Regions from separate parts of the Homo sapiens genome. Here regions 1, 2, 4 and 5 are each linked to region 3. A link is a contact called in ENCODE Hi-C or POLR2A ChIA-PET data. All regions are on one chromosome and are shown on one strand. The core of a region is the stretch at or near the end of the contact, and the rest is flanking DNA. Distances in the headings are between cores, read along the strand shown.

Region 1 (3,306 bases), core at 52-2,551, 610 kb after region 3:
GCATCTCCCAGGGCATTAGAACTTTTGGAGGAAGAGCATTTAGTTCAGTAATGGTTCTCACCTGTGCGTGTGAGAGTGGAAGAGACCCCTCCCCCGCAACCCGAGCCATCTGGCAATGTTTGGAGATACTTTTGATCCTCACGACTTGGAGCATGGGGATACTGCTGGCATCTAGTGGGTAGAGGCCAGGAATACGGCTCAACTTCCTACATTGCACAGGGAAGCCCCCACTACCACCACAACCAAAAACTATCTGACCCCAAACATCAGTAGGGCCAACGTCGAGAAACCCTGCTCTAGACAGATCATTCTCCTCATCTTCCCATTTCTGGCCATCCGGATCTTAGATGAACACTTTCTAGCAAGGGGGCTCAGTCCCACCACGGGAAGCCCATGCAGAAGTTGTGCAGAAGTTCTTCTCCACCTGCCCTGCACACAGTAGGGACCAAAACCCATTTTAACAAGCCCCGCAGCCCAGAGCACCGGAAAAGGAAGGAAGGGCATCCATCCCCCATTGTTCAACTGTGTGCAGCTTGTGTTTCCAACAGGCACACACACATATTTTACAAATCCTAACGTCCCACGCCCCACAAACAGCTTTGTTAGAGATGGCGCTCAAAAAAAGATGCAGTTTAGATTTTTTTTTTCCCCCAGGACTCCCGTGTATCTACTGAAGGGTTTGCACACTTCTCAAAGGACCTCGCACCGGCCGCGGTGCTCTGACAACGACCACAAAAGAATCTGTGGGATTTCCCGGGGGAGCAAGCCCGTGGGCCGTGACCTCTGCGCGCTCAAAGCGTTCCCGGCGCTCCCCCGTAGCTGGCCCCACTCTCCCGCCCCCGGAGCCCGGGCTTCCAAGGCGACCGGGGCCCCCGGCCGTGCAGCCCGGCCCCCCGGCGCATGCCCACGCCGTATCCCCCTCGCCCGTCCCTCGAGGCGCCAGAGGAATCCGGCCCCGGGGCCTGTAGCCGGCGCCCACACCGGCCCGCCCCGACCCGCCCGCCGCGGCCCCAGCGCGCGTCCCCTCCCCCGGTCCGGCGCGGCCTGGGCCTCGGCCGGTGCAGGCCCGCGGGCGCCCCGCGGCCAGGCCAGGCGAGCTCAGGCCTGCCGCGGCCTACCCCGTCGGGCGCCGCCGAAGGCCCCCCACCGCCTCACCTGGATGCGGGCGGGCGGGCCCGGGGCTGCTCCGGGGCGGGCGGGAGGCGGCGGCGGCGCGGCGCTAACGGCTCCGCTCGGCCTCGGTAGCGGTGGCGGCGGTGGCGGCGACGGCGACGGCGGCAGCGGCTCCTCCTCAGCGCGCACGACCCGCTCCGGCCCGCGGCCCGGACACGCCCCCCCCGCGCGCGAGCCCATTGGCCGACGTCCGCCACGGCGCGCTGCTCATTGGCCGGCGTAGCTGTCGCGGCGCTCCGGGGCGCGCGGGAGAGGCGGGACTTCCGGTCGGCGCCGCCTGCGAAGTGCTCCGCGGCCGGCGGAGACGCGGGCAGCCAGCGATGGCCGCGGAGGGGGCGAACTGGGTTCCGGCCCTCGGAGGCTGACGGAAGGCGGTGGCTGAGGAGCGGCGCCTCTGGTTGAGCGCTCGCCGTGTGTCCCGCACCTGTCTGTCCTGCCGCCGCCCGGTAAGGTAGGAAAGGTCAGCGCGCCGGGGTTACGGGTACAGAACCTGGGTTCGAATCCCGGCCCCGACGTTTCCGCACTACGTGCCGTTGGGCAGGAGCTGACGTCACCTTGCCGGGCCTCAGTTTCCTTCTCTGGTGCGCTGAGGAGGCGGGGCATGGAACGTGGTCAGCGCTTCATCGGTGCTGGCTCTTTGAGCAAGCCAGTTCCCGAAGGCTCAGCATCTCATTCATTCATTAAAATGTCATTGAGCGCCTACTGTGTGTCAATCACTGTATGGGCAGTGAGCAGAAAAAAAATACCTGGTCTTATTGGGCTAACATTCTAAACCAGCGCTGGCCTAGAATGCCCTAGTAGAAATACATGCAAGCTACATGTTTAATTTTTTTTTATGTAAAGATGGGCTCTGGTTCTGTTGCCCAGGCTGGTCTCGAACTCCTGGACTCAAGCGATTCTCCTGCCTCCGCCTCCCAAAGAGCTGGGATTACAGGCATGCCTGCACTCTGCCTAATTTTTTCTTTTTTTTTTTTATGATCTGAAAATAATAGTCTTTTTATTTTTATTTATTTATTTATTTATTTGAGACGGAGACTCGCTCTGTCGCCAGGCTGGAGTGCAGTGGCGTGATCTCCGCTCACTGCAACCTCCGCTTCCCAGGTTCAAGCGATTCTCCTGCCTCAGCCTCCTAAGTAGTTGGGCCTACAGGCGCTGCGCCACCACAACCAGCTAATTTTTGTATTTTTAGTAGAGACGGGGTTTCACCGTGTTGGCCATGATGATCTGTATCTCTTGACCTCGTGATCTGCCCGCCTCAGCCTCCCAAAGTGCTGGGATTACAGGCTTGAGCCACTGCGCCTGGCCTACAATTTTGTTTTTCTTTTTTTTTTTTTTTTTTTGAGACAGGATCTCACTCTGTCACCCAATTTGGAGTGCGGTGGTATGATCACAGCTAACTGCAGCCTCAACTTCCCCAGCTCAGGCAATCAATCCTCCGGCTTCAGATTCCTGAGTAGCTTAGACTACAGGATGTGCCACTATGCCTGGCTAATGTTTTATTTTTTTGTAGCGATGAGGTCTTGCTGTATTGCCTAGGCTGGTCTCAAACTTCTAGACTTAAGTGATCCTCCTGCTTTGGCCTCCCAAAGTGTTGGGATTACAGGCGGGAGCCACGGTGCCCAGCCTGTTTCTTTTTTTAATCATATTTTCTTAGAAGTTTTTTTTTTTTTTTTTTTTTTTTTTGGAGACAGGGTCTCACTCTGCTGTGCAGGCTGGAATGCAGTGGTGTGATCTCAGCTCACTGCAACCTCTGCCTCCCTATTCAAGTGATTCTCGTGCCTCAGCCTCCCAAGTAGCTGGGATCACAGGCGTGCAACATCACACCCAGCTAATTCTTGTGGTTTTAGTAGAGATGGGGTTTTGCCATGTTGGCCAGGCTGGTCTCAAACTCCTGGCCTCAAGTGATCCACCCACCTCGGCCTCCCAAAGTGCTGGGATTACAGGCATGAGCCACCACCCGGCCTAGGAAAGCTTTTTAGAGATTGGGTCTCACTGTGTTGCCCAGGCTGGAGTGCAGTGGCTGTTCACAGGTGCAATCATCCCACAGGTTTAACTCCTGACCTCAAGCAGTCCTTCTGCCTCAGGCTCCCAAGTAGCTGGGATTATAGGCACGTGCCACCACACCTAGCTCAA
Region 2 (3,220 bases), core at 396-2,895, 530 kb after region 3:
GATTCGAACTCAGGCAGTGGGTCACCCGCGGCAGGCGCGGGCTTTGGGTCGAGCCAGGGGCATTAGGTGAGGAGAGGCACTAGGCGAGGAGAACTCAGCATTCGGACCCGGCTCCCACTCTCACCCCGGCATGCAGACCGATGGAAGAGGCTAGTGGTCTGCTGGGAAGGGAGGTGGCCCGCGTAGCGTCCCCTCCCTCGCTGAGCCTCAGCCACCCCTCCCAGGGATGGTGCGCCCCCAACATGGTCCGGAGATACACCCAGCTACCAATTCGGGACCAGGACCAACAGGACCGGACCCGCCTCCCTGGACCTCGGACCTGATGAGGCCACGACCCCTGCGCTTCTCTCCTCCCCCTGTCCCTCCCACCTGTGCTCAAAATAAACCTCTGGACTGACCGGCTAAGTTCTGGTGCAGTCAGTGAGCGCGCAACGTGCGGGGTGGGGGATAGGTGGGGAGGCTTGGGGAGAAAGCTGGGAGCAGGACTTGGGGGGTATTCCTGAGAAATCGTGACTTACAGGGGTGGAGCCTGGGGACGGGGCCCATATGCCCATATACCCGTGTGCACTCCCAGGCCATGGGAGACTGTAGGGCGTTTTGTCTCAAACAGAAAGCGACACCCGGCCGGGCGCGGTGGCTCCCGCCTGTAATCCCAGCACATTGGGAGGCCGAGGTGGGTGGATCACTTGAGGTCAGGAGTTCCAGACCAGCGTGGCCGACATGGTGAAACCCCGTCCCTACTAAAAAAAGTAACAAAAAAAGAATTAGCAGGGCGTAGTGGCGCGTGCTTATAATCCCAGCTGCTGGGGAGGCTGAGGCAGGAGAATCGCTTGAACCCAGGAGGCAGAGGTTGCAGTGAGCCGAGATCGCGCCATTGCACTGCAGCCTGGGCAACAAGAGCAAAAATCTGTCTAAAAAAAAAAAAAAAGCGGCACCCAACCCCACAAGCGTAAGTTTAAAATAAACCTTCCCCCTCCCTCCTCTCCTTACCCGGACACCTGCCCATCTGCCTCCTGCGATCTTTCTCAAGCCAGGCCTTCTCCGCTCTCCATTACCCCCGCCCGGACCCTGCCCTAGCTCCGCTTCGACCTTCTGCCTCTGCTCCAGTTCCCTCCTGGTCTGGACTTCGCCCTCCTCTTAGATTGTCAGTCTAGTCTAGAGCTCCTTAAATCCCTCCTGCCCGAGCTCCACTCTACCTTACACAGACAAGAGTGGGACTATCAGCCCCAGTCTACAGAGGAGGAAACTGAGGCTCGGCAAGGCTAAATCACTTGCCCAAAGTCCCCAGGCCTGTCTGACCCCAGAGCCCAGGCTCTTGACCGACTGGATCTTCGGACTTGACCTTTCGGCCAGAACCCACCCCTCTGCGAGAAGCAAAGCACACAGTAGTAGCTTCATGAGTTAGTCCAGCAACAGAGGGAGGGCATGGGATCCAAGGTGTCGTCTCCACTTCATGAATGAGATAAAGTGCAGGCTGAGGGTCTCCTTCGCCCCGCCCCAGTTCCGGTGCCGATCTCCCCTTCACTTCCATTGGGGCGGTTCCCCGGGCCTCCAAACGCGAAGCCACGCCCCCACGCGCGTCCGCCTCCGCGCGGTTCTTTCTGACCTCGGCGGCCCCCGTAGCTCCGCCCATCGGAGAAGCGACCTTACAGCGCCTGCCTCTTTCTGAGCGGCATGAAGCCACCTCCCAGGCGGCGAGCGGCCCCGGCGCGCTATCTGGGCGAGGTGACCGGTCCCGCGACCTGGAGCGCTCGCGAGAAGCGGCAGCTAGTGCGACTCCTGCAGGCGCGGCAGGGCCAGCCGGAGCCGGACGCCACCGAGCTGGCCCGGGAGCTGCGGGGCCGGAGCGAGGCTGAGGTGAGATGCGGTTCTCGGGACCGGAGCCAGGCTGGAGGCGGGGCTGGGGTGGGGCGGAGAGTGGGCGGGGCTGCGGCAGGAGCCAGCGGGGCGGGGCCAGGAATGTAAGCGAGCGGGGGCGTGGCGTGGGGCTGAGTGGCGGGGCGTTAGTGGGTGAGCCTGGGCGGGGTGAGGGGCGGGGCGTGGACGGGAAGAGAAGACCTAGGGGCGGGGCGAGCTTGGGAGCTAGACGTGGGCGGGGCATAAGTGAAGCGGAGGGGCGGGGCGATGCCGGGGGCGGGGCGTGCGTGCCGCTGAGGTTTGGAGAGTGGGTGGGTGAGTTTGAGGGGCAGGACGAGCCTGGGGGCGGGGCGTGGGCGGGTTAATAGCAAGACTTAAGGGCGGGGCCGTTTTGGGAGTAAGGCGTGGGAGGGGCGTGGGCGGGATGAGGGCAAGCTTTAAAGGCGGGGCGAGCCTCGGGGTAATGCGTGGGTGAGGCGAGGGCTAAACGGGCGGAATGAACTGGGAGTAAGATGCTGCCGAGTCCGGGCGAAAAGCAACGCATGCTGTTGGACAGGATACGAGCTTGAAGTGAGAGGGAATAGAGAAGAGGGGACGAAGAAGGGAGTTGAACGGGGTAGTAGTCAGCATAGGGTTGGGCCCTGGCTGCGTGAAGGAGCCGGAACTGGCCTGGGCCTTACAACTTCCTTAGGTAGCTGGTCACGCTCTGGGTGGGGTAGGGGCCTTGGCAGTCACTGGGACTCCTAACACCGGGCCAGCAGGAGACTAAGGCGCAGTAGCGGGGCCCAGAGCATACAAGGGATTGGGCTTTGGCTTCTCTGCTGCAGCCCTGAGCTCATAGAAGCCTCATTCCGCCGCCTCTTTCCTTTCTAGATCCGGGTCTTCCTCCAGCAGCTCAAGGGCCGCGTAGCCCGGGAGGCCATTCAGAAAGTGCATCCGGGTGGCCTTCAGGGACCAAGGCGCCGGGAGGCACAGCCCCCAGCCCCCATAGAGGTGAGGCAGATGAACAGGGTGAGGCTGTCCAGGGCAGGTCCCTGGTGGGTAGGTGGGAGTTGCGGGGGATAACCTGATTAGGGGATCCCCAGGAGGAGCAGGGCTTGGGGGGCCATTGCAGGCTGATCCCTGGGCTGACCCTGTACCTCTGGCTTCACTCAGGTCTGGACGGATCTGGCTGAGAAGATAACAGGGCCACTGGAAGAAGCCCTGGCAGTGGCTTTCTCGCAGGTACCGCCATTCCCCCAGGCAGGTCAGGGTGTCCCAGAGGACAGGGTCACATGGGCCAAATCATGTGAACCTGGGTCCTGGGCCCTTTTGCCAGCTCTGTGGACTCCGTCAGTCACTGGACACCTCGAGCCTCAGTGTC
Region 3 (3,097 bases), core at 528-3,027:
CTAGTCCACCTGGGGACGCAACCCTCCAGCTTCTGAACTGGGGACTCTCAACAACATATTGTGCATGTTTTGAAGTGATTGGGTTTGGGGAAATCTTTTTTTCTAAAATAGAGACTGGGTCATGCGAGGTTTCCCAGGCTGATCTCAAAGCTCCTGGACTCAAGTGATCCTCCCTCCTCAGACTCCCAAAGTGTTAGGATTACAGGCATGAGCCGTCTTGCCTGGCCATGGGGAGATCTTCTAGGCCTGGCTGACCAGCCAACCTTGGTGAGAGCTGTTCTGCTCGACTCCTGGTTACTGTTCAACTGCCTCCCCTGTGGCAGGACTTGGATTAGACAGGCAACCTCAAGACTGGGGTGTCTGATGGCAATTGAGAGGTTGCTGGTGCTGGGGGAAGCATCTGGCCTATCCACATCTGCCAAATAGCACCTGTGTGGAAGTGGATAGGGGAGGGTATGGTATGTGTTTCAGACTCTGAGCACCTGTTTGAGGGTATCTGACAGCATCTGTATTGGGGTTATCTAGTATGTGTTTGGGGGTATCTGCTGGACCTATGTGGAGTGTCTGACATATTTGGGGGTTACCTGGAAGCCTGTTTTGGGTATCTGATGGCACCTGCCTGGGTGCCTGTGTTTAGGGGATCTGATGGTATCTATGTTGGGGTGTCTGAGACCACTGGAGAGGTATATGATTCATTTTTCCCAGACCCACCTTTCTGAAGTCTATGCTGCCTCTTTTTTTGTTGTTGTTATTTTGAGACAGAGTCTTGCTCTGTTGTCCAGGCTGGAGTGCAGTGGCATGATTATAGCTCACTGCAGCCTGGACCTCCCAGGCTCAAGTCATCCTCCCACCTCAGCCTCTGGAGGCATGATCATAGCTCACCGCAGCCTGGACCTCCCAGGCTCAAGTCATCCTCCCACCTCAGCCTCTGGAGGAGTTGGGACCACAGGCAGGCGCCTCCATGCCCTGCTCATTTTAAAAAATGTTTTGTAGAGATGGGGTCTTGCTATGTTGCCCAGACTGGTGGTCCTGAACTCCTGGGATGAAGTGATCCCCCCACCACTCCCTGATGCTGCTTCTTTTTTCTCAGGTGACAGACCCTGCCCTCTCCATTTCTTGGACTCTCCCCGCTAGGACTCCCCACCACTGGGAGTGCCCCCCTTAGGTACTTCCAATCCTAACGAGCCCGTAGGAGCCCACTGACAACCCCTCCAGGCATCCGTTGATTCTTCCAAAACACCCCCAGCTCCACTGTCCTCCCTTGGGGTCCCCTTAACCCCGCTATCCTCCCTCGGGGTCCCCCAACTCCGCTGTCCTCCCTCGGGGTCCCCCCAACCCCGCTGTCCTCCCTTGGGGTCCCCCAACCCCGCTGTCCTCCCTCAGGGTCCCCCTAACTGTGCTGTACCCCCCTTGAGATTCTCCAAACCGCTGTCCTCCTCAGGACTCCCTCCCCAGCCGCGCTAATCACCCAGGCTTCCGTTAACCCCACAAAACGCCCACCTAACCCTGCTGCTCTCCCTCTGGATCCCCGCAACCCAGCTGTCCCCTCAGAGCCCCCGGCCCTACTGACAGCCAGGCTCGCATTGCTCTCCTTCAAAAAGCCCCCCAACCCCGCTGACCCGCCCCTCAAAAGTCGCCCTCACCCTCGCCGCGAGCACCCTCCCACTTCGGTGCCCGCGCCCCTCTCAAGGCCGAGCCGACGCCCCCTCACCACGGCTCGGGGAGCAGCAGCCCCAGGTCCCCGGGAGCGCCCCGCCCTCGAGGGCACGCCTCCTTCCGGGTCACGCCCTCTGCCCCGCCTCCGAGGCGGGATCGCGCATGCGCTGCTCTCCTCGCGCGGCTTCCCGCTTCCGGCTCCCAGCTGCTAGCTACTGTGGATCTGGGGGGGCCGGACGGAGGCATCGGAGGCGGCTGCGAGAGTGGCAGAGGAGCTGGCGGAGAGCGGCCTGCGGGCGATCGGGCCGAGGTGAGGACGGCGGCGGGGCGGTCCCGAGGAAAACGGGGCTCAGGAGGGGGCCCTCGGTCTCTTCAGGGGGTGGCCTGGGGCGCGGGACCCCCGGGGCTGCCTCGGGCCTCCCGCCGGCTCCTGGGGGACTTCTCCAGGCAGGCGAACGGGTGCTGGGGTGCAGGCTGCTCCTTCAATGCATGGAGGCTCTAGGCGGCGATTGCAGGGTGCAGAGGTGCAGACGATGCCCGCCCGCTCCGTCCGAGCCCCAGCCAGTCCTGGGGTGCTACGGCTTACTCTCCTCCAGGAGAGGAGAGGAGGGGTCACTTGGGCCCCAGCCTCTGCTCCTCGTTCAGGAGCGCCCGGGGCAGGACCAGGGATGGAATGGAACCCACCACAATACCCAGCACCGTCGTATTTCAGGCCTCCCGGGAGAACCCTCACACCCCGGAGCAGACAGCCCTCCCTGGCAGGGAGCGTTTGGGTGCAAAACCGTGAGAACTATCTGTGCCATGGGTTTTAGTTTCTTGTATAAGAACTCAGTTGGTGCTTTCATTGCGGACGGGAACGAGAAGCTTTCCCCTGGTCCTTACATGTTTCGTTTTGTTTTACGTTTTTAAATTTCAACTTTTATTTGAGATTGAGGGGGTACATGTACAGGTTTGTTACCTGGATATATTGCGTGATGCTGAGGTTTGGGGTGTGACTGATCTCGTCACCCAGGTACTGAGCATAGTACTCAATAGATAGTTTCAACCCTTGACCTCCTCCTTCCCTTCCCGCTCTAGTAGAGCCCAGTTTCTGTTGTCTTCTTGGTGTCCATGAGTACCCAAGGTTTAGCTCCACTTACAAGTGGGAAAGTGCAGTATTTGGTTTTCTTTTCCTGCGTTAATTCTACTAGCACTTGAGTGTTTTGCTGTGGCTATCTGCCCCTTATCTCTTGCTCTGTTGAGATTAAAGCCTGGACCACAGGATTAAAAAACATTCTTAAAGTTTTACCACGGAAGCGAAGCGGCCAACACACCTTTTCCCCTTTGCCTTGTTTTCGCGGAGATGAAGCTCCAGCCAGTAGCTTTGAAGGGCCCCATTCTCTTCCCATTGACCAGAGAGAGAGTTCAGGACAGTATAGACAGCCCAGTGGCCAAGGGATGA
Region 4 (3,086 bases), core at 319-2,818, 550 kb after region 3:
CAACACGTTGGGAGGCTGAGGTGGGAGGATCACCCGGTCAGGAGTTCGAGATCAGCCTGGCCAACATGGTGAAATCCCGTCTCTACCAAAAATACAAAAATTAGCCGGGCGTGGTGGCACACACCTGTAGTCCCACACACCTGTAGTATTGCTTAAACCCGGGAGGTGGAGGGTGCAGTGAGCCGAGATCTTGCCTTAAGTTCTGTGCAGGCACTGAGCTGGTGGCTCATGCCTGTAATCCCGATACTTTGGGAGGCTGAGGCGGAAGGATCGTTTGAGCTCAGGAGTTTGAGACCAGCCTGGGCAACATAGCTAGACCCTGCCTCCATAAAAAATTGGGGGAAAAAAAAAAAGCTCTGTGCAGGTCCTGTTCAGCTCGGCACCCTGTCACCCAGCACAGAACCTGGCGTGTTGATGTCAAAAGACCAGGTACAACTTCTCCACCATTTCCACATTTCCTGGGCCGTTTTTCTCTCTGTTCTCTGCCTCCTACCTCTGAGAACCCTATGCAACATCCCAAACTTACACAGGTGCCTACTATCTCCTGTATTTACTTGAGGATAACTTTTTTTTTTTTTTTTGAGACGGAGTCTCCCTCTGTTGCCCAGGCTGGAGTAAAGTGGCAGGATCTCGGCTCACTGCAATCTCCGCCTGCCGGGTTCAAGTGATTCTCCTGCCTCAGCCTCCCAAGTAGTTGGGATTACAGGAGCGCGCCACCATGCCCGGCTAATTTTTTTGTATTTTTAGTACAGATGGGGTTTTAGTAGAGATGGGATTTCACCATGTGGGCCAGTGGATCTCGAACTCCTGACCTCAGGTGATCCACCTGAGGCTGAGGCAGGAGAATCGCTTGAACCCGGAGGCAGAAGGAGGCAGAAGTTGCAGTGAGCCGAGATCGCGCCATTGCACTCCAGACTGGGCGACAAGAGCGAAACTCTGTCTCAAAAAAAAAAAAAAAAGAGAAAAAAGAAAAAACGAAGAGCACGAGCAATATGAAGTACTACTTTCTGAGTGCGCCTTACACGTCTTGACTGCCACTGCCCTGTGGACCCAAGAGCCTGCTAGGGCGCGAACCACCTCTCGCACATCCACAATGAACGTTAGAAGAAACGAGACAAGAAATGCTCTCGGTAGAGAACTTGGCATTTAACCGCGAGCTGTGAATTTCACGTTTTTTTGCCTTCCCCTCTACTTTTTTCCACGGGACGCCGCCGCCCCGGCTACCATTCTCTCTCCTGTATACGTGGAGTCTGATCAGAGGGCGAAGGGTGATCAGCTCCCTCCCAGGTCCCGCGCATCGCCGCCCCCTGCCCGGTAAGCTCGGTCCCCGCCCTCAGGCCACGCTCTGTGCCCCCTGTCCTGGCCTCTGCTACCCAAAGATCTAACCCCAAGCTTTCTAAGGAGCCCAAGCAAGGGTCGCGAAGGCCAAGGGTCTGAGAAGAAAGCCTTGGTGGCCGAAGGCCCAGAAGACCCCTAAGCTCGCCCTGCCAGCGCCGCACCGCCGCTCACCCGTGGACAGCGGCACCAGCCACTCCGCAGGGCCGCCGCCGCCATGTTGGAGAATCGTGTGACCTTCTCGCGGCGCGGCCCGGTTGCGTCATCCGCCGCTTCGGCCTAGAGCCGCGCAAGCCTGAGAAAAGCCGCTCCAGGAGCGGGGTTTCGGGTAGGGAGAGCCCTCCGATTGGGTCCGTCATAGGGCGGGGCATTAAAAGGGTAGGGAATGCCTAGAGAGCTTGACCTCTGATAGGGCAGTGTTTTGGAAGGACGGGGCCCGTGACTGGATGTGGCCCGGGGGAGGGCACTCCTGGGAGGGTCAGATCTGTGATTGGGCGCGACTACGAGGGGGCGGAGCCCAGGGGCGTGTATTCCGTCACTTGCGGTGATTCGGCTACAGAACGCGCCGGGCGCTGGTGGCAGGTGGTACAGGCACGTGGATCCACCGACCACAAGGACGGATTCGATTGGATTCTGATTGACCGGCGGACCAGCTCCAGAGTAATTGTCTATGGCTGCCCCTGCAATGACTGATTGATTGACAATGGCTGAGAGACCAGCAAGTGAGTCGCTCCGAGAAAGCGAAGGAGCCCACTCTTGTGCGGCGCTTTGGGAAGACGCCTGTTGGTTTTGACCCCGAATAAGAAGAGGAAGCTGAGAGCGGGCTGACTGTGGTCCAGTCCTACTTCGATTCAGTGTGAACTGACACTCTGATCTGAAGACGCTCAGGCCTTTGTCATTTCAGCACCCCAGATGCTATTTTCCATTCGAAGAATGCCGCCACCAGGTGGCGGTATTTTAACATGGCCATGCAATCCGGGTATGAGGAGGAGGGTTGGTCCCCTGGGAGAGCTAATGTATGTTGCTGTTGCTGTTTGTCTTATTGGATCCTTTTTTTTTTTTATAGAGCCAGAGGCTTGCTCTGTCACCCAGGCTAGAGTGCAGTGTCGTAATCTAGCTCACTGCAGCCTCCAATTCCCAAGCTCAAGCGATCCTCCTGCCTCAGCCTCTGAGTCACTGGGATTACAGGCGTGAGCTACCGCACCCGGTCTTTTTGCATTACTAACCTGTGATATGGGTTTATGGGACTTCATTATTTCAAAGGGAGGCAGCTTGGCCCCGGAGAGCATGCATTCCTGGCTTCTGCGATGGATAGACTTGTGTTCTCCATCTCAGGAGCTCCCCCTCAAGGTGGGGGTAAGAGATGAGGGCTTCCACTCTGGCTTTGTTCGAGATGTCTTGATGCCAAGAGGAGCAAACTAGTTAAGCGGTTGGTGTACACAGGTGTGTTGCTAAGAATAAGGTCTGGGCTAGAAATATGGATTCTTAGTTGTGGTTGAAAGTACGGAGTTTGGCCGGGCGCGGTGGCTCATGCCTATAATCCCAGCACTTTGGGACACTGAGGCGGGAGGATCTCTCCAGCCCAAGAGTTTGAGACCAGCCTGGGCAACATAGTGAAGACCTCTTCTTTACAACAAATACAAAACATTAGCTTGGCGTGGTAGCATGTGCTTGTAGTCCCAGCTACTCAGGAGGCTGAGATGGGAGGATCGTTGAGGCCCGGGAAGTTAAGGCTGTAGTGAGCCGTGATC
Region 5 (3,419 bases), core at 102-2,601, 630 kb before region 3:
CCTGAGTCAGCAGGAAGTTCCCAGACCAGCCCTAGGTGGCTTTAGGGGAGGAGCGCTGGGCAGGGAGCCAGCTGCCAGTGCCGCATACCTGAAGCCAGGTGTGTCTTTGCAATGCCTGCGCACTTCCTGTTTGTCACCTGGACCAGGGCTAGCCTCGGTCGCAGAGTTTCCCAACCCCAAGTTCCTGTCTTGTGTCTCCCTTAGTGAGAGTGAAGTTGAGTCAATGGCAAGGTTCTGGTTAGTTTGAGGACACAGGGTGGCCATAGGTCAGCCAAAGGCCAACTAAGCCATCTCCTGCCTCTGAGTCCTTTGGGATCATTTATTCGGGCACGGAAGAGAAGAAACGGGCAGAATCAGGAATCAGACCAAGCATAGAGAGAGGAGAGAGGGGATTATTCATGTTCCAGTTGGATCATAAACATGTGTCCACGTGTGGGGAGGACGTGGAGGGTGGGAACCACCAGCACAGGCAACACAAACACAGATGTAGGCAGGACTCGCTTTTGACGTTGGACGACCATTGCTGGAGCACTTGCTGTGCACCAGGCTCTGTTCTAGGACCTAGAGATACAGTGACTAAGGAGATTAAAGCTCGGCACCACCCTGCCCTCCAGAGCTTGCAGTCGGCTGCGCAAGACAGACTGCAAACGAGCACAAGATGAATGGAGAAGACAGACCATTTCTAAGAGTTATCAATGAAAGTGATAAGCCAGGGAGATGTGATAGAGGAGGCTGGACAGGACAGCCTCTCCTATAAAGTGACATTGGAACTGAGACCTCAGTACAGAAGGAGGCAGTTAGGCAAAGATTTGGAGGAGTCGCCTGGGTGAGGGGTACAGTAAGGGTAAAGGCCTGGAGCTGAGATGGACTTGCTTTTTACATTTTACATCATCAAGGCGGCTGGTGTAGCCGGAATACGATGAGGAAGGAGTAGATAGGAGGGCAATGAGGTTGGAGAGATCAGGAGGAGAGACTAGGCAAAAACTAGTGGACTTTGAATTTTAATCTCTATGACCCAAGGGTTTTAAGTGAAGGAGGGGCCCGATCTGATTCGCCGTTTAAGAGGATCACTCAGGCAAAAATGGAAACAATGGCTTTCTGTGCTGCACAGGAAATACACTTAGAGAGGCACGCCCAGGTGAGCCCGAGCACACCGACACGCGTAACGCACAGCGACCCTCTCATTCGCGAGGCGACCTCTTCTACCCCAGATCCTCCCTGCGAGCCGGTGACCCCACCTGGAAAGAGAGGACTCCCCATCCCAATAATCCTGGTTCTGGATCTGCCCTGGGGCTCCACTCACCTGGGCAGGACCCGCGGGGCTCCCACGAGGCTGGGTCCAGGCGGAAGCTGAGGCTCCGCGGCTCCGGGCTGCTGTCACCCCCGCCCTCCACCTTGCCACCGCCCCAGCCTTCCCAGACCACACCTAGTGGGAACTCAGCCCAGTTACCTGACCACACCTCCTGCAGACCCCGCCCCCTGCGGGCCCCGCCTCAAACTAACTTCCCAGGCCCTTGCTCCGCCCCCTTAAAACCATTTTTTTTGCTACTAGCCACGCCTCCTTCTGCATCGCACCGCTTTCTCCATAGACCCCGCCCACTAGGGGAGCACCACGCATCCTTTCCTGCCAGTGGCCCCTCCCCTTGTATATAGCCACGACCACCGCCGAATGACTACGCCCACCCGCAGCCACCTCCTTCTCAGCCCCGCCCCTTAGGGCAATAGAAGAAATTTCATCCCAACGTTCCCGCCCCTTAGAACCCTGCCCCTCCCTTCCACCCAGGCGGCCCCAAGCACCCATGGCCCTTTGGGACCAGGGCGGGGTGGAGTGGGGTGCCTCTCTCCCCTCCCCGCCAAGGCTCCGGGTCAGGGCAGGGCAACTCCCTCGGGCTCTTACGCCAGGCTGGGGTAGCTGCGGCAGCTGTGACGTAAGGAGGGGTACGCTTCCTCCAGACCGCCCTCCCGGATTTTCCGGAAAGAAGCCCCATTTAGGTGGCGGGTTTTGTGGAGAGACGTCCGGGAAAACGCGACAGCTTCCTTCAGTGACAGCACGCTGGAGCGGGGCGGGACTTTGGTGGAGGTGGAAGGCAAATCATTCAGGTGGTTTCCCAGGTGGGAAGAAGGGTGGGGGGGACTTCCATCGTGATGCCTGGAGACGAACAAGAGAAAAGGTGACAGGGACCTAGTGCAAGAGAGAGGACTCTTTGGCCACGTTTATTGATGAGTTCCTCATATTAACATCAGTCTTGTCTTGTAGAGACAGGGTCTTGCTATATTGCCCAGGCCGGAGTGCAGTGGTGATCATAGCTCACTGTAGCCTCAACCTCCTGGGCTTAAGCTATCCTCCCGCTTCAGCCTTCCAAGCAGCTGAGACTAAAGGTGCACACCACCACACCCAGCTGATTTTATTTTATTTTTTGTAGATGTGGCGTCTTACTATGCTGCCCAGGCTCTGGAACTCCTGGGCTCATGCGAACTTCCTGCCTTGGCCTCCCAGAGCGCTGAGATTACAAGCAAGCATGAACCACTGTGCTTGGCCCCAGTAACCACAGTCTTAAAAGCAGTAGCAGCAGCTAACATTTATTGAGCACTTACTGTACACAAGGGCTGTTCTGTCAACTTGCCTTTATTTTATTTTATTTTATTTTTTGAGATGGAGTTTCACTCTCGTTGCCCAGACTGGAGTGCAGTGGCAGCAGTCTCAGCTCACTGCAACCTCCACCTCCCCGGTTCAAGCGATTCTCCGGCTGTAGACTCCCGAGTAGCTGGGATTACAGGCTAATTTTTGTATTTTTAGTAGAGATGGGGTCTCGGCCAGACTGGTCTCAAACTCCTGACCTCATGTGATCCACCTGCCTCGGCCTCCCAAAGTGCTGGGGTTACAGGCATGAGGCCTCTATTTTAATTTTCAAACAGACCACCCTGTAAGGGTGGTAGGTAGTATTTTCATCACTTCCATTTTCCAGATGGAGAAACTGAGGCACAGGGCAACTAAACCATTTGCCCAAGTTAACCTGGCTTGTAAGTGGTAGAGGCGAAATTCAAACCCGGAGCTCTGGAGCTTTATCCTGTCTGCCTCCTTTTCAATCTTCGCATGCCCACTTTCTCCACGATGCTGCTTTGCGGTGAAAGTTACTCACCCACCATTTTACAGATGAGGAAATTGAGGCCTAGAGGGCCAACGATGCTTGGGGATGAAAAGTTTTGATGCCTGTAGGTTGCAAAGCAGGGAATTTCCAGACTGGGCTCCCCCGACTGGCCCTGGCAAATATGGAAGAGACTCCAGGCTCAAGAGGGGAAGAAAGTTTCTTCCTTATCCCTCACCGGTCTGGTATTGGTACAGTCAGAGGGTAGGGGCATGTTCAGGGAAGGGGTCTAGCGCCTCCTCGTGGTTATAATAATTTAAAAAGAGGGCCCAG

What was found. Hi-C counts contacts between places; a loop is a spot of excess contacts on that map. ChIA-PET counts read pairs that join two places held with the same protein, here RNA polymerase II (POLR2A). Pooled maps may share reads with other maps.
Region 1: a map of ascending aorta shows a loop between it and region 3 (4-fold over the local background). The contact joins the promoter of ELAVL1 here to the promoter of ARHGEF18-AS1 in region 3. A Hi-C loop is called at or near these places in 1 of 168 maps with a recorded cell type or tissue (ascending aorta) and 6 of 50 pooled maps. POLR2A ChIA-PET finds 5 or more read pairs at or near these places in 1 of 52 experiments (GM12878).
Region 2: a pooled map shows a loop between it and region 3 (5-fold over the local background). The contact joins the promoter of SNAPC2 here to the promoter of ARHGEF18-AS1 in region 3. A Hi-C loop is called at or near these places in 3 of 37 single-sample maps with no recorded cell type and 6 of 50 pooled maps. POLR2A ChIA-PET finds 5 or more read pairs at or near these places in 1 of 52 experiments (activated CD4-positive, alpha-beta T cell).
Region 4: a pooled map shows a loop between it and region 3 (8-fold over the local background). The contact joins the promoter of TIMM44 here to the promoter of ARHGEF18-AS1 in region 3. A Hi-C loop is called at or near these places in 6 of 50 pooled maps. POLR2A ChIA-PET finds 5 or more read pairs at or near these places in 2 of 52 experiments (B cell and WTC11).
Region 5: a loop to region 3 is called in a pooled map, with 3 times the contacts of the local background. The contact joins the promoter of SH2D3A here to the promoter of ARHGEF18-AS1 in region 3. A Hi-C loop is called at or near these places in 2 of 50 pooled maps. POLR2A ChIA-PET finds 5 or more read pairs at or near these places in 2 of 52 experiments (WTC11 and activated CD4-positive, alpha-beta T cell).

Annotation. Positions count from the first base shown.
Region 1 is chr19:8,004,340-8,007,645 of GRCh38, forward strand. ELAVL1 (ELAV like RNA binding protein 1) reads right to left here and starts at 1,302. Exons shown (of 6, transcript NM_001419.3): 1 at 1,156-1,302. It overlaps LOC105372266 (a long non-coding RNA gene), which reads left to right and starts at 1,474. Exons shown (of 4, transcript XR_936302.2): 1 at 1,474-1,619. RefSeq lists silencers at 678-727, 758-957, 1,188-1,677.
Region 2 is chr19:7,918,693-7,921,912 of GRCh38, forward strand. SNAPC2 (small nuclear RNA activating complex polypeptide 2) reads left to right here and starts at 1,646. Exons shown (of 5, transcript NM_003083.4): 1 at 1,646-1,857; 2 at 2,731-2,850; 3 at 3,013-3,081. The coding sequence starts at 1,675. It overlaps TGFBR3L (transforming growth factor beta receptor 3 like), which reads left to right. Exons shown (of 7, transcript NM_001419781.1): 7 at 225-405. RefSeq lists enhancers at 674-1,173, 2,874-3,220 and silencers at 1,696-1,925, 2,006-2,205.
Region 3 is chr19:7,393,282-7,396,378 of GRCh38, forward strand. It overlaps ARHGEF18-AS1 (ARHGEF18 antisense RNA 1), which reads right to left and starts at 1,778. Exons shown (of 2, transcript NR_186326.1): 1 at 1,712-1,778. The region is part of intron 10 of ARHGEF18 (Rho/Rac guanine nucleotide exchange factor 18); the gene reads left to right. RefSeq lists silencers at 1,537-1,977, 1,686-2,255 and an enhancer at 2,466-2,645.
Region 4 is chr19:7,942,098-7,945,183 of GRCh38, forward strand. It overlaps TIMM44 (translocase of inner mitochondrial membrane 44), which reads right to left and starts at 1,569. Exons shown (of 13, transcript NM_006351.4): 1 at 1,510-1,569. The coding sequence starts at 1,554. RefSeq lists enhancers at 590-1,133, 1,134-1,676, 1,303-1,672, 1,677-2,220, 2,221-2,763 and a silencer at 1,703-1,772.
Region 5 is chr19:6,766,084-6,769,502 of GRCh38, forward strand. It overlaps SH2D3A (SH2 domain containing 3A), which reads right to left and starts at 1,352. Exons shown (of 10, transcript NM_005490.3): 1 at 1,304-1,352. RefSeq lists a silencer at 1,831-1,890.